2 separate regions of the Homo sapiens genome follow, and region 2 is linked to region 1. A link is an interaction called in ENCODE POLR2A ChIA-PET data of the cell type or tissue named here. Cell type or tissue: HCT116. All regions are shown on one strand.

The links. Peaks named below come from ENCODE experiments on the same cell type or tissue, not always from the same donor. Only the 100,000 strongest peaks of a DNase experiment are listed, where the experiment ranks them.
Region 2: POLR2A ChIA-PET joins it to region 1 with 5 read pairs; 3 of 35 experiments call an interaction of 5 or more read pairs at or near these places.

Annotation. Positions count from the first base shown.
Region 1 is chr6:110,544,839-110,549,838 of GRCh38, reverse strand. LOC105377940 (a long non-coding RNA gene) reads left to right here and starts at 438. Exons shown (of 7, transcript XR_007059703.1): 1 at 438-611; 2 at 1,876-2,037; 3 at 2,266-2,319. LOC105377939 (a long non-coding RNA gene) reads right to left here and starts at 276. Exons shown (of 3, transcript XR_942862.3): 1 at 199-276. In HCT116, a CTCF peak has its summit at 476; DNase peaks (open chromatin) are centred at 1,761 and 2,088; H3K4me3 peaks cover 1,264 bases; H3K27ac peaks cover 1,737 bases.
Region 2 is chr6:111,002,365-111,007,364 of GRCh38, reverse strand. All of the region lies in intron 6 of RPF2 (ribosome production factor 2 homolog), which reads right to left. Among named protein-coding and RNA genes, the nearest start is that of RPF2, 23 kb to the right of the region's middle. In HCT116, no CTCF peak of the experiment used is centred here; no DNase peak of the experiment used is centred here.

The DNA.
Region 1 (5,000 bases):
CTTCGGTTTCCCTGTTTAATCCTTCCCTCCGTTCTCAGGCTCCTCTTCCCCTGGTCTTCTCTTTCATCCTTTAATTCCTTCACCCTTTGCCCCTTCTGCTATTTCAACTCTGGATTTTTCCTCCAGTGCTCAAACCTCATTCTGTTCCATTGAATGTCCCTCATTGAATGTCGCTCACTGCTTGGCCTGCCTTCCTACCTGTGTCCCCACCAGGCTCCCTGTGGTGACCCCGTGGTGGCAGCGTGGACTTCCTGCCCTCTCAGGTTTGTGTCCTGCAGGGAAGAGTGAAGGTCTTTTCTAGTGGCTCCCACAATGCCCTAGGGACTCTCTGATTGGCTTGGTGTAGGTCACATGCCCATCTCTGAACCAATGACTATGCCCGATCTTCACTGTGGCCTCATCTGGGCCACCTGGTGGATCCCTGGAGTTGGGATGAAGCCTCACCCAGCCCACAGGAAGTAAAAGTGGGGGCAGAGGAGGGCCCTTGGATGAAGGTCGAGCTCTGTTCTGGGAATAGTGGGAATATCCTTGAGGCATTCATCTCCCATAGACAGTGAAACTCTCCTTGCCTATGGAAGGATATGACAAACGTGAAGATTTTGCTTTTAAATGTAAGAATTGTCAGTGTCATACCTAAGAAATGACGGAAAATAATATTAAAAATTTAAGAGTGTTAAAATAGATCAACTGCAAACGTGTGTTCCCAGGACACAAATCTGAAGGGTATACATTAACTAATAGACGGGTTATTTTTCTTTAAAGAAAAATCCCTTATATCTTATATATACACAAGGGATTCTTAAGGAAGGACAACCTAGTCTTCCTTTTCACCCAAAATTTACAGTGTTAAAAATAATTTTATGGCCGGGTGTGGTGGCTCACATCTGTAATCCCAGCACTTTGGGATGCCGAGGTGGAAGGATCACTTGAGGTCAGGAGTTTGAGACCAGCCTGGCCAACATGCTGAAACCCCATTTCTACTAAAAATACAAAAATTAACTGGGCTTGGTGGAGCACTTCTGTAATCCCAGCTATTCAGGAGGCTGAGGCAAGAGAATCATTTGAAACTGGGAAGCAGAGGTTGCAGTGAGCCAAGATTCTGCCACTGCACTCCAGCCTGGCGACAGAGTGAGTGGGACTCCATCTCAAAAAAATAAAATAAATAGATGAATAAATAAATAAATAAATAAATAAATAAATAAATAAATAAACAATTTTACTATTAACTGAGAACCTTTTCAGTGCCAGATCCTGAGCTAGGCTCTTGATGTGTTGTTATTTTTAATCCTTACAACAACTCTACAAAGCAATCTTAGTACTCTTCATTTCCAAAGGAGGAAAAAGAGGCTGAGAGAGATTGTATAACCTTCCAACAGTGACAGCACTAGTAGTGCCCACCAAGTGGTCAAGCCCAGGTTGTATGTACCGGAGTGCCCTTCTTGGCTAAGAAAACCTAAAATTCCCTAACTTGTGTTTGGCTGAATTTCTGAGGGCTTTGAGTGCCCAGAGTGCTCCTGCTGCTTCAAAAGCTGCAGCTTCAGCTGCTTTTGAACATCTCAGCGACTGCAGGGACAGAAATAGCACTAAGTGGAAAAAGGATCCAAAAGAAGAATCTAAAACTTCAGCTATTATATAGACACAAAGATATACTACTTAGGTCTTTCCAAATGGATGAAAGGATGCCACACCTAGGTTTTCCAAAGAATTCATTCCTTTTGGTGTGGCTGAACTGGTGAGATGTAGGGGCTTCTTAAAAGCATTCTGATGTCATCTCCTGGTAAAGCCTAGGGCTTGGGAACTGAAATGTACAAGAAATAAACATGCAGTGAAACACCTGAGAGTCTATCCTCTTTGTGTCTCCCATCATTTCTGCAGGCTGAAGTTTCCATTTAATTTTTGCATCACATCTTTAGCACTATTGGACATCCTAGAAACCTCATTCACAAGATTTCAAGTTTGAAGTGATAGTGTTTGCTACCAGAGCCCCTTTTCTGTCAAAGAAATTAGAAGCAGGAAGGTTGATGCATTCCCCCACAGGTGAGTCACCAAGAAAATGTTTGAGTCTTCAAAAGGCGATGGTTCCACTCTTAGCTGGTGAATTCCATGAGCATACAAAGCTCTGTTTGTAACCCTGTCACAGAAGAAGAATCTGGGATGTGTTTTTTATTTGGTACAGGAAATAAGAGGTGGATGATTCCAGTTTGTGGAATTTGACAGTCTTCTGTTCAGTCAGTATCTCTTATTTTGTTATGCTTATTTTAACAGAAAGAAAAGAGGTCTTTTAGAATAATGTGAAACTCACACTCTGCATGGGGACAGGTAAGGAGGGAAGCCTGGGATGTGTGCAGAGAAAAGGCAGCATGGCTGTTTGACTGGAGCAAAGGAAATGTGGCATGGGGGTGGAGGGACAGGGCCACCTCAGGGAGCATTGAAGGTTCAGCCATGGAGTTCAGGCTTTATTCTCAAAGTAGTGGGAGTTAATGAAGGTTTTTGACTAGATGTATCAGAATTGTGTTTTCTGTTTGTTTGTCTGTCTGTTTGTTTGTTTGTTTGTTTGAGACAGAGTCTCTCTCAGTTGCCCAGGCTGGAGTGCGGTGGTACGATCTCAGCTTACTGCGATCTCTGCCTCCTGGGCTTAAGCCATCCATCTTCCCACCCCAGCCTCCCGAGTAGCTGGGGTCACAGGTGCATGCCACCAAGTCTGGCTTATTTTTGTACTTTTTTTTTTTTTTTTTTGTAGAAAAGGGGGTTTCGCCATGTTGTCCAGGCTGGTCTTGAGCTCCTGGGCTCAAGTGATCCACCCACCTCAGCCTCCCAAAGTGCTGGGATTATAGGTGTGAGCCACTGTGCCTGGCCAGAACTGTTTTAGGGAGAACAATTTATTAACAATATAGGAAATAGAACAGAAACAGAGGGTGGACATAGGCAAGCCTGTGAGATGTCTACTATAGAGTCCCAGGCTGACACTGGAAGGCAGGCGTTAGCATCAAGAGTCAGAATGGAAAAGACGTCAGGAGGGAGAAGCTACTATAGAGATGGAAGTTATGGGTCAGAGTGGATAACGAAGGACAAGATGGTGCTGCACTGGGTGACTGCATGGGTGGTGGTGCTGTGTACAGATTGGGGCGAACGTGGAGGAAGCACAAGTGTTGAAAGAAGGGATCATGGGTCCACTTTTGAACATACTGAGTTTGAGGTTTCAATAGGACATCTTTGTAGGGATGCGTAGAAGACAGTTGGAAATACAAATGTGGATTCAGAGACAAGTCCAGCCTTCAGTGGAACTCAGACAAGTCCAGGAAGATGAGGAGGAAGGGGGCTAGAGAAATAGTAGAGGAAGGGGGCTAGAGAAATAGTAGAGAAAGGAAAGGACAGAGATCTGCGAAGCTGAGGGAGGAGTTTTAAGAAAAGGGTGGGCCAGGTGTGGTGGCTGTAATCTCAACACTTTGGGAGGCCAAGGCACAGGGGGATCACTTGAGGCCAGGAGTCCAAGACCAGCCTGAGCAAGATACTGAGACCACATTTCTACAAAAAAAAAAAAAAAAAAAAAAAAAAAAAAGTTATCTGGGGCAGTGGTGGGCACCTGTAGTCCCAGCTACTCAGGAGACTGAGGCAAGAGGCTTGCTTGAGCCCAGGAGGTCGAGGCTGCAGTGAGCCATCATACCACTGCACTCCAGCTTGGGTGACATAATGAGACCTTGTCTCAGGAAAAAAAAAAAAAGAGTGGTGTGGTTAGCAGTATCTGATTTAGTAAAGGGCTGAGAAGGTTGAGGATGGACACTGGCAGACTTTGGCTTTTACCCTCATCCCTGTCCAGTAAGAGTTCTCTCAATTCCAAACATTTAAAAGTGAGTGGGAATCATTAATGGAACCATACATTTCAAAATGATTAAAATGGAAAATTCTATGTTATATTTCTCTATAAATGAGTAAATGAGAGAAAAACATTAACATTTAAAAAAATCATATTGTTCTCTACATGTTTCTGTATGCTTAAAACATAATAAATTGCTTTGAAAAGTAAGTGGTAGGTCAAAAACAGAAGTATTGATACAAACCACACTTTGGAGAAATGTGATAGCTAAGTGAAGGAGGGAAAGCATGAGTGACTCAGCTTAACGGGTAACAGGAAAGAAAGAACTTGTTTTTTCGTTTGTTTCGATGAGGCAACTTGTTTATCTTTCTGGGGGCCATCGCTTACCCACCAGCTGCCCCCTACCTTTGTTCCCGCCTTCATTGTGGAGTCTCACACTCAACTCAACCTGGAAACAACTCAACCTAGAAACAACACGGTGAAGGTGAGACTGAAGATGGGGGCCAGGTGGTGGGTAAGTGATGGCCCCCAAAAAGGTACGTCCACGTCCTAGCTCCTGGAACTGTGGATGTGACCTTATTTAGAAAGAGGATCTTTGCAGAGGTAATTCATAAGGATCTTGAGATGAGATCATCTGGATTATCCAGGTGGGTCCTGAATCCAATGACAAGTGTCCTTATAAAGGGCAGAAGAGGAGAAGACAGAGAGAATAGGAGGAGCCCATGTGAAGATAAAGGCAAAGTTGGCAGCGATGCAGCCACAAGCCAAGGAAAGCTGGGTATCACCAAAAGCTGGAAAGGACAGGAAGGATTCTCCCCTAGAGCCTTTGGAGGAAGCATGGCACAGCTGACGCCTTGATTTCAGACCTCTGCCCTCTCAGAACCGTGGGAGAGTGTATTTCTGTGGTCTGCAGCCACCATATTTGTTGTGGTGATTTGTTAAAGCAGCCCTAGGAATCTAACAGGGGTGGGGAGCTTGGCCACAGTCTGAGGTCCTGAGCAGTGGGGCTGTGTCTCAGGCTTCTCATTTTCCACACCCCACCCGGGGCCAACACAATCATTTATTATGAGTTTATTCACTTGGGGCTTAAATTCACAGGACAGTATTTCTCTCATAGTGATAACTTTGTCTTCATTTTTTTCCTGTCTCGTTCCCAGTGGGTTTTAGAAAATCCACAGATATTTTA
Region 2 (5,000 bases), 460 kb before region 1:
ATAAAAGATGGCAAAAGAATGATGTAAAGGGCTTTTTTAACATTAGTCTACGCAAAGAATAAAATTAAAAGTTACTCTTGCAAAAGGAAAACAAAACAAAACAAAACATAACACAACACAACCAACCAAGCAACCAAAATAGACTTCTGATGGCCAGCAACCCTGAATCAAAATAAATTTAAGGCCAGGTGTGACGGCTCATGCCTATAATCCCAGCACTTTGGGAGGCCAAAGCAGGAAGACAGCTTGAGGCCAGGAGTGAGTTCAAGACCAGCCTGGGCAACACAGTGAGACCTCATCTCTACAAAAAACCTTTTTTTTTTGAGACGGACTTTCACTCTTGCTGCCCAGGCTGGAGTGCAATGGCGCTATCTCGGCTCACCGCAACCTCCACCTCTCAAGTAGCTGGGACTACAGGCATGTGCCACCACGCCTGGCTAATTTTGTATTTTTAGTAGAGATGGGGTTTCTCCATGTTGGTCAGGCCGGTCTCGAACTCCCGACCTCAGGTGATCTGCCCGCCTTGGCCTCCCAAAGTGGTGGGATTACAGGCATGAGCCACTGCAACTGGCCAAAAAAAACTTTTAAAAATTAGCTGGGCATGCTGGTGAGTGCCTATGGTCCCAGCCACTCGGAACGTGAGGTAGGAGGATCGCTTGAGCCTAGAAGGTGGAGGCTGCAGTGAGCCATGATCGTGCCACTGTACTCCAGCCTGGGTGACAGAGTAAGACCTTGTCTCATGAATAAATAAGTTTAATTATAATTTATTTGTACCACTGTGCCTTTCCCACTATACCCTATAAAAAGTATTTTAAAATGAAGGCTATGGGCTGGGCACAGTGGTTCACGCCTATAATCCCACCACTTTCAGAGGCAGAGACGGGGCTGATCACTTGAGGTCAGGAGTTCAAGACCAGCCTGGCCAACATGGTGAAACCCTGTTTCTACTAAAAATAGAAAAAATTAGCTGGGCGTGGTGGTACACGCCTGTAGTCCCAGCTACTCCAGAGGCTAAGGTAGGATAATCGTTTGAACCCAAGAGACAGAGGTTGTAGTGAGCCGAGATTGCACCACTGCACTCTAGCTTGGGTGAGAGCGAGATGCCATCTCAATAAAAAAAAAATGAAGGCTATAGGCTAGGTGTGGTGGCTTACACTTGTAATCCCAGCACTTTAGGAGGCCAAGAAGGGCAGATCGCTTGAGCCCAGGAGTTTGAGACCAGCCTGGGAGACACGGTCTCTACAAAAAAATACAAAACAGGCTGGGCACGGTGACTCACCCTTATAATCCCAGCACTTTCGGAGGCTGAGGCAGGCGCATCACTTGAGGTCAGGAGTTTGAGACCAGCCTGGACAACATGGTAAAACCCTGTCTCTACTAAAAAACACAAAAATTAGCCAGGTGCAGTGTGCCTGTAGTCCCAGCTAGTCGGGGCTGAGACAGGAAAATTGCTTGAACCCAGGAGGTGGAGGTTGCAGTGAGCTGAGATAGCGCCACAGCACTCCAGCCTGGGCGACAGAGACTCCGTCTCAAGAAAACAATAACAAACAAACCAAATACAAAACAATTAGCCAGGTGTGGTGGTGCACATCTATGGTCCCAGCTACTTGGGAGGCTGGGGTGGAAGGATCACTTGAGCCCAGGGAAGTCCAGGCTGCCATGAGCCGTGCTCTTGCCACTACACTCCAGCCTGGGATACAGAGTAAGACCCTCAAAACAATAAATAAATAAAAATAAAATGAAGGCTAAATTAAACTACCAGCTGGACATTCACATGAGAAGTAATATAATTTTACATAAGCTATAGAAAGTATAGACCAATTCTCATCAGCAATGTTGAAACTCTTACTATAAAAAGTATTTTCACCAGTTGTAGATTTTCTACACCAAATAGAATGTGATGTGATTAAAAAGAGGATTTAGAAGCCACCAAAGAGGAAAAAATGAAATAGTAAAAATTCTTTAACTGGATGAGTAATTTATGGAGGAAGGTGAATGACTGTTGGTCTGAGCTTCCTATAAATTCTCTGTTCTGACCAAAAATCAAGAACTATCCAAAATCCAGCAACAAAAGAAAACAAAAAAAACAGTACAAAAACCAAACACCCTCTGCCCTAGGACCAGAGGTCACCTGTTGCTTTGCTGCTCACCATGACCACTCTTGTTGACATTCTCTACTTCCAAACCCGGAACCTTAACGGTCTATACTTAGGAGATGGAGATGTGCCTAACATCTGTCTGTCTGATACAGAAGCTGAAAGGACGTTCCAGATCTAACAAGTCTTCCATGCTTCAACCACGCCAGTCTGACCCTAGGACTATAGGGTCTATTTAGGTGTACAGAAGGGAACAAAAAGCACAGCATCATCAACAACAACTTTTGGTTTTCAAACCATCCTGACCACAATGCATAGTAATAAAAAAAAAAAAATTTGAAGTTGTCACCCAGTATACACATCATACAAAGACAAATAAAAGTTATGTGAAACAATATTTGGCCGGGCGTGGTGGCTCACACCTGTAATCCCAGCACTTTGGGAGGCTGAGGTGGGTAGATCACTTGAGGTGAGGAGTCCGAGACCAACCTGGCCAACGTGGTGAAACCCTGTCTCTACTAAAACTACAGAAATTAGCCAGGCGTGGTGGCTCAACCAGCTACTTGGGAGGCTGAGGCAAGAGAATTGCTTGAACTTTGGGGTGGAGGTTGCAGTAGAATTGCTTGAACCTTGGGGTGGAGGTTGCAGTGAGCTGAGATAGCACCACTGCACTCCAGTCTGGGCAACAAAGCAAGACCCTGTCTCCAAAAAAAAAAAAACCCCAATACTTAATACATACAGCACTGATATTTTTTACTCTATTCCATTTTTTAAAAATACTAGTCACGGCCGGGCACAGTGGCTCACGCCTCTAATCCTAGCACTCTGGGAGGCCGAGGTGGGTGGATCACAAGGTCAGGAGTTTGAGACTAGCCTGGCCAACATAGTGAAACTCTGTCTCTACTAAAAATACAAAAAATTAGCTGCATATGGTGGTGTGTGCCTGTAATCCCAGCTACTTGGGAGGCTAAGGCAGGAGAATCGCGTGAACCCAGGAGGCGGAGGTTGCAGTGAGCCGAGATCACGCCACTGCACTCCAGCCTGGGCGACAGTGTGAGACTCCATCTAAAAATAAAAATAAAAATAAAAATAAAATGCTAGTCACATGCACATGATGAAGACCCTGAACTAGGCAGGAGTCTACAATAGATGAGCTGGCTGGGCATGGTGGCTCACATCTATAATCCCAGCACTTTGGGAGGCCAAGGTGGGTGGATCACCTGAGGTCAGGAGTTTGAGACTAGCCTGACTAACATGATGAAACTCCGTCTCTACTAAAAATACAAAAATTAGCTGGGTGTGGTGGCGCACACCTGTAATCCCAGCTACTCGGAAGGCTGAGGCAGGAGAATCTCCTGAACCCGGGAGGCAGAGGTTGCAGTGAGCCGAGATCACGCCATTGCACTCCAGTCTGGGCAACAAGAACAAAACTCCGTCGGTGGGGGAGACATGAGGCCTCACTCTGTTACCCAGGCTAGATTGCAGTGTAGCAATCATAGCTTACAGCAACTTAAACTCCTGGGCTCAAGCAATCCTCTCACCTCAGCCTCTCAAGTAGATGGGACTACAGGCACATGCCACCAAGCAAGGCTAATTTAAAAAAAAATTTTGTAGAGACGGGGTCTCACTATGTTGTCCAGGCTAGTCTTACTTCATTGAATATAATCATCCTTTGACGTATGGCCATCTTGAGGAAACAGGCTCCTAGAATACTCACTCAATTTCCTGGTAGAGTCTAATATTAAATATTCTCAATGAGCTTGTTTAAAGAGTTAAATATTCTCATTGTCTCTACTAAAAATACAAAAAAATTAGCTGGGCATGGTGGTAGGCACCTGTAATCCCAACCACTTGGGAGGCTGAGGCAGGAGAATTGCTTGAACCAGGTAGGCGCATGTTGCAGTGAGACGAAATCACGCCACTGCACTCCAGCCTGGGTGACGGAGCAAGACTCTGTCTGGTGAGGGTGGAGGAGAAGGACAAGTTAACGGAGGAATGAGGGTTGGCAACAAAAGTAGGTAGGTGAGGTAAGAAATATCTAGCACAACGTCTTAAAGACAAGGGAGAAGTAAAGGGAAAATAAGGGAAAGTGTACCAAAACAAATTAAAAATATAAACCTGTAACCAAATAATGGGGTATTGGTGACACTGGTGTTAGAAAATTAAAAAGAAAAAAAAAGGGGGGGGGGTAAAAAATGAAAGACTAGGGCTGGATACGGTGGCTCATGCCTATAATCCCAGCACTCTGGGAGGCTGAGGCGGGTGGATCACCTGAGGTCGGGGTTCAAGACTAGCCTGGCCAACATGGTGAAACCCCATCTCTACTAAAAATACAAAAATTAGCCGAGTGTGGGCGCCTGTAATCCCGGCTACTCGGGAGGCTGAGGCAGGAGAATTGCTTGAATCCGGGAGGCAGAGGTTGTAGTGAGCCGAGATCATGCCACTGTACTCCTGCCTAGGCGACAAGAGCAAAACTCCCTCTCAAAAAAAAAAAAGACTGCCTAATAAGTCTGAGTACATGTAGGAATTGCCAATGTAAGCACATTCTCAATTAATAAAATTTATAGTTATATATGCACTCCATGAGTGAAAATGTAGTGTTCAATTTAAATGGTTCTTGTTAAGAATGAGACCTGGGCTGGGTGCAGTGGTTCATGCCTGTAATTCCAGTGGTTGGGGAGGCCAAGGCGGGAGGATCGCTTGAACTCAGGAGTTTGAGACTAGCCAGGGCAATATAGTGAGACCCCATTTCTTAAAAAAAAATGTGGCTGGGCATGGTGGCACACACCTGCAGTCCTAGCTACTCAGGAGACTGAGGCAGGATAGCCTGAGCCCAGGAATTCAAGGCTGCAGTGAGCGGTGATCCCACCACTGTACTCCAACCTGGGCAACAGAGTGAGACCT